2 separate regions of the Homo sapiens genome follow, and region 2 is linked to region 1. The links are chromatin loops, found by intact Hi-C in ENCODE. Cell type or tissue: psoas muscle. All regions are shown on one strand. Links, peaks and the distances in the headings refer to the core of each region. The heading gives the core; the rest is flanking DNA. Region 1 overlaps SCARB1 (scavenger receptor class B member 1). Region 2 has its middle 16 kb from the start of UBC.

The links. Hi-C counts contacts between places; a loop is a spot of excess contacts. Peaks named below come from ENCODE experiments on the same cell type or tissue, not always from the same donor. Only the 100,000 strongest peaks of a DNase experiment are listed, where the experiment ranks them.
Region 2: it touches region 1 in a loop (2.1-fold over the local background); 13 of 110 quality-filtered maps call a loop at or near these places.

Annotation. Positions count from the first base shown.
Region 1 is chr12:124,802,818-124,805,722 of GRCh38, reverse strand. All of the region lies in intron 7 of SCARB1 (scavenger receptor class B member 1), which reads left to right. Among named protein-coding and RNA genes, the nearest start is that of SCARB1, 60 kb to the left of the region's middle. In psoas muscle, for the core only: no CTCF peak of the experiment used is centred there; a DNase peak (open chromatin) is centred at 1,402; H3K27ac peaks cover 609 bases.
Region 2 is chr12:124,897,366-124,900,270 of GRCh38, reverse strand. No RefSeq gene overlaps it. Among named protein-coding and RNA genes, the nearest start is that of UBC, 16 kb to the left of the region's middle. In psoas muscle, for the core only: a CTCF peak has its summit at 1,605 (motif pointing right); a DNase peak (open chromatin) is centred at 1,640.

The DNA of each region.
Region 1 (2,905 bases), core at 321-2,820:
GCTAGGCATGGTGGTGCATGCCTGTAGTCCTAGCTACGTGGAAAGCTGGGGTGGAAGGATGGCCTAAGCCCAGAGGTCAAGGCTGCAGTGAGCTGTGATCACCCCACTGCACTCCAGCCTGGGCAACAGAGGAAGACCCATCTCGAAAAATATGCAGATGGCCGCCGTCCTCTTAAAATGTCTGGCAGCTCTGTCTGCATTCATAGTGAAGTCCAAACTCCCACCATGGCCCTGGGCCCTGCAGGATCCAGCCCCTACCGGCCTCTCTGAAGGATCCAGCCCCACCAGCCTCTCTGACTCCATTTCTCCCTACACGTCCCCTGTTCATTATTCTCCAGCCCTGATGCCTTCGCCCTTTTTCTAAAGTATACCAAGGTCAGTGCCTTGCACTGTGGTTTGCATGGGTTGCTTCCCCTGCTTGGAGAGCTCTTTGTCTGGATTTCTGAGTGGATCATCCCTCACCTTCTTTTGGCCTGCATGCAAATGCCACCTCCTCCGGGAGGCCTCCTCTGATTTCCTGTTCTAAAGTTGCCCCCTCTCCCACCTGCTGCTCCCTATGGCTTCCTCTTCTTGTCTTCTTGTCTTGGTCTTCTTGTCTTCCTCTTCTTGTCTTGGTGCTCATTGCTCCCTGAACTCATGGACTGTGGATTTTATTCATTGCCCCTTCCATTCACTGTCATCCCTGTAGGCAGGGCCCCAAGCTCCTCTTGTTGGTTTTATTCTTAGCTTCTAGAACTGTGCCCCGCATGTAATGGGTACTCATACAGTATTTGAATATAGGGATGGTGAGTGCGTTCTGTACTTAGGAAATTGAGGCCTGATGCTGGATGCGACCAAGGTCACAGGGTTGGTAGGACCGGAAGCGGCCCTCTATTTGACTGTGTCTTGCCTTCTGGGAGCCTTTTTGGTTGAAGCCCCGTCCTCCAGCTGGCAATGGCGACTCTAAAGGACTGGTCTGCAACAGGGGTCAGGAGGAGGGGCTGTCAACAGATTGGATGCTTTCCCCTATTTCAGGCAGAATGGAACAACCTGTGAATGAATGGTTTGGAGCTGGGGCCTGGGACGCCCGCTGCTGTCTCCTGGTCCTGTCTGGCCCGTCTGGGCATTGGCCTCTGCTTGCTTCATTCTTTGCTGGTATCGGCGGGGATTTCTGCTCCTAAGGTTGAGGATGTTACACACCCAATAGGTGTGCTACAGCAACTGTCGCAAGTGGCAGATGCTGGACTCCACCTGATTTAGGCCAAAAGGGCACTTCTTGGTTTGCGTAATGAAAAATTCCAGGGCAGATCTCTGCATTAGGCACAAATCCAGAACTTAGATGTTGTCTGGAAGCTGCCTCTGCCAAGTCCCAGCTCAGTTTTCTGCTGGACTGGCTTTGCTGCCAAGCAGGCTCTCCCTCCTGGCTGCCTGTGGAGGCTCCAGGCTCACCTCCGCCCAGCTCCGAGTCCTGCAGAAAGGGGGCCACCTGTGTTTCCTTCACTCCAGCAGAAGTTCCAGGGTTTGCTCTAATTGGTCTGCCTGGCTCCCATGCCCAGCTGTAAACCAATCACAGTAGCCGAGGTGGACTATGCTGATTGGCCAGGCTTGTGTCACATGCTCAGATGGCTCCTGGGTGGGCCGGCCCCACTCCAAGCACAAGGCTGAAAGTAGGGAAGGCTTAAAGTGGGGGTGTAGGTACCAGGAGAAGGGGGAGAAACGACATGCCCATCCCCTCCAAGGGCGTGGGACGAGGTGTGTCCCGCCTTCTCTTAGCACATCTGCCAAAAGAATTTCAAAAGCGCAAAGGAATTTTAAAATCTTTATTTAAATAGAGTTTTTTCTTATATTTATTTATATTTTTGAGACAGGGTTTCTCTGTTGCCCAGGCTCAAGTGCAGTGGTGCAATCACAGCTCACAGCAGCCTTGACCTCCTGGGCACAAATGATTCTCCCACCTCAGCCTCCCAGGTAGCTGGGAGCACAGGTACACACCACCATACCTGGCTAATTTATTTTATCTTATTTCAATTTTTTTTTTTTTTTTTTTTTTTTTTGTAGAGGTGGGGTTGTGCCGTCTTGCCCGGGCTTAGTTTTTGCTTCTAAATAAAATATACATAGATACAAAGAAGTTCCCAGATGACTCATGCAGTTTTTGGGGTTTTTTGCTTTGTTTTTTGAGACAGGGTATCACTGTCGCCCAGGCTGGAGTGCAGTGGTGCCATCATGGCTCACAGCAGTCTGACCTCCATCACTCAATTGATCCTCTTACCCCAGCCTCCTGAGTAGCTGGGACTACAAGCGGTTGCTACCATGCCCAGCTAATTCTTAAATTTTTTTTAAGAGACGGGGTCTCACCATATTGCCCAGGCTAGTCTTGAAGTCCTGGGCTCAAGTGATCCTCCCGCCCAAAGTGCTGGGATTACAGGCATGAACCGCTGCGCCTGGCTGACACCTGCAGTTTGAAACTTCACAAAGTCAACGCACCCCGTGGCCAGCACCCTGACTGAGAAACAGACAGGACAGGCCCTGGATGCCACTCGCGGTCCTCCCACCGCCCTGACATCCAGCCCCGGAGCTCAGCTGGTTTGCATCTTCATGTGAATGGACCCATAATGCTAGACTCCTTTTCCTCCTTTTCTGGTCCGTGCACCCCTTAGCACCCTGGTGCAATTCGTCCGTGACGTTGTGGGTGGTAGCAGCCCCTCCTCTCCGTTGCTGTGTGGTGTTCCATCGTGGGTGCCACCTCCATCTTCTCCTTCCATTGCTCCTAGGCATCCAAGTTCCTGTTTTTCGACCGTGACCGTGGTGCACACGTGTCGTTTGGTGCACCTATGTCTGTGTTTCTGTGGCATGTTATCTAAAGAGTAAAGGTACCATGCCTTTGCCTTTCTGGGCCTTGAAATCTGTTGGACTCAGACAACTCCCT
Region 2 (2,905 bases), core at 158-2,657, 95 kb before region 1:
GCAGTTTGTTCATTTAACTGTGCAGTTTGTTTATTTGTTCATTTAACAAATAAGGGACTGTAGAGATGGCGTCTTGCTATGTTGCTTGGGCTGGTCTGGAACTCCTGGGCTCAAGTGATCCTGCTGCCTTGGCCTCCCAAAGTGCTGGGATTACAGGTGTGAGCTACTGCACCTGGCCAGCAGGGCTGTCCTTTTTCACTTGCCCCAACCTCAGTGGCTGATGGACTGATTTGCTCCTGGAATCTAAGATTCATGCAGCCACAGAGGGACAACCCTGGTGACTTAGCTGAAGCGTGTAACATTGAAAATAATTATAGCCGGGTGCAGTGGTTCACACCTGTAATCCCAGCACTTTGGGAGGCCGAGGTGGGTGGATCACGAGGTCAGGAGTTTGAGACCAGTCTGCCCAACATGGTGAAACCCCGTCTCTACTAAAAATACAAAAATTAGCTGGGCATGGTGGCATGCATGGTGGTGGGCAGGAGGATCACTTGAACCCGGGAGGCGGAGGTTGCAGTGAGCTGAGATCGCACCACTGTACTCCAGTCTGAGTGACAGAGCAAGACTCTGTCTCCAAAAAGAAAAAAAAAAAAAAGAAAAAAAAGAATTATGGTGTGCCCATGCTCACAGCCGAAATCAGAAAACAACCCTAAAAAACAACCCTAAAAGTCCACCAGTGTAGACCAGGCACAGTGGCTCACGCCTGTAATCCCAGCTCTTTGCTCTGTCACCCAGGCTGGAATTCAGTGGCACGATCTCAGCTCACTGCAACCTCCACCTCTCGGGTTCAAGCGATTCTCCTGCCTTAGCCTTCCGAGTAGCTGGGATTACAGGTGCCTGCCACCACAACTGGCTAATTTTTGTATTTTGAGTAGAGATGGGGTTTCACCACGTTGGTCAGGCTGGTCTTGAACTCCTGACCTCAAGCAATCCACCAGCCTCGGGCTCCCAAAGTGCTGTGATTACAAGCATGAGCCACTGTGCCCAGCCAAGAACAGTTTTTATATTTTATTTTCACATTGAAAATCAGTCACATTTGCTTCAGCCTCAAAGAGCGTGTTTATGTAAAATTAAATGAGTGCTGGCAGCAAACTGCACTTTTTTTTTTCTAAACAGGAAATGGGTTAATGGGTATGGAGTTGTAGTTTTGCAGGATGAAAATGGGGACCGAGTTTCAGTCTGGGAAGACGAAACTGTTCTGGAGATGAATGGTGGCAACGGCTGCACAGCAATGTGAATGCCCTTAGTGTCACACACACAAATGGATAAAATAGTTAAAAACTATGTGCATGGTGGTAAGACGTGGAAAAATGTTTAGAAAGCAGGCAGAAACAGGAAACAATTGTTGAGTCTTCCATTTGGGGGGCTTCTAAAATGTTCCCAGATGGTGGAGCACTGCCCCCTCCCAGCGTGGGGAGGTTTCTGTGCGTGCTCACGGGCACCACGCTGAGTTAGGGGCTGGCAAGGGCCCTGGTGAAATGTTACCGAACCTAAATTGAGAGTCCATGGCCAAAAGCCAGAGCATCTCTCAAGCGTATGCAGGCTGTCCTGGCACCCCGGTTCTCTCCAAGGCCACCACAAAAAACATAAGGCAGCCACAAGGGGGAGTGGGGAGGTGACTCGCTCCTAGCCGGGTGCTGGCATCACCTAAAGGAAGTGGGCACGGAGCGTGGTACCCGCAGGTGGCGCCACCGTTCCCCACACCGTCCCTGCACCCCTCCATCTCCGCACCCCTCCATCTCCTCCGTCCTTTAAAAATTGTGGTAAAATACTCATAACACAGAACTCGCCATTAAAAAAAAATTCACCATTTTAACCATTTTGAGTGTACAGTTCAGTGGCATTTAGGACATTCACAATGTTATGCAACCACCTCCTCCATCTAGTTCCAGAACATTCCTTCATTCCCAAAGGAAACCCCTGTACCCATTAGTAGTCACCTCCTATTTCTCCCTCTCCCCAGTCCCTGGTGAACACCAATCTGTTTTCTGTCTCTTTTTCTTTTTTTTTTCAGACAGGGTCTTGATCTGCCATCTGGGCTGGAGTGTAGTGGTGCAATCATAGCTCACTGCAGCCTCAAATTTCTGGCCTCAAACAATCCTCCTGCCTCAGCCTTCCAAAGCGCTGAGATAACAGGCGTGAGCCCCTCTGTGTTCTGTCTATGGATATGCTTACTCTGGAGATTTCCTATAAATAGAATCTTGCACTGTGTGGCCTTTTGTATCTGGCTTCTCTCACTTTTTTTTTTTTTGAGACAGAGTCTTGCTCTGTCTCCCAGGCTGGAGTGCAGTGGTGTGATCTCAGCTTACTGCAGCCTCCGCCTCCCGGGTTCAAGTGATTCTCCTGCCTCAGCCTCCCAAGTAGCTGGGACTACAGGCGCCTGCCACTATGCGTAGTTAATTTGTTTGTACTTTTAGTAGAGACGGGGTTTTGCCATGTTGGCCAGGATGGTCTTGAACTCCTGACCTCAGGTGATCTGCCCACCTCAGCCTCTCAAAGTGCTGGGATTACAGGCGTGAGCCATTGTGCCTGGCCCTGACTTCTCTCACTTAGCAGCAGGTTTTCGAGGTTCATCCATGATGTAGTATGTATCAGTGTTAAAAAAAAATTTTTTTTTTGAGATGGGGTCTCTCTATGTTGGCCAGGCTGGTCTCTAACTCTTGACCTCAAGTGATCCTCCTGCCTCAGACTCCCAAAGTGCTGAAATTAGAGGTATAAGCCACCATGGCCAGCCAATATTTCATTTCTTTTTATGGCTGAATCATATTCCGTGGTATGGACAGGCCACATTTTGTCATCCATTGATGGGTATTTGAGTTGTCTCCCAAATAGTTTTTTAAATGGTTAAAAGTGAATGAGTATTATGTGATGTGTATTTTTGCTTTTTGCTGTTATGAATACTGCT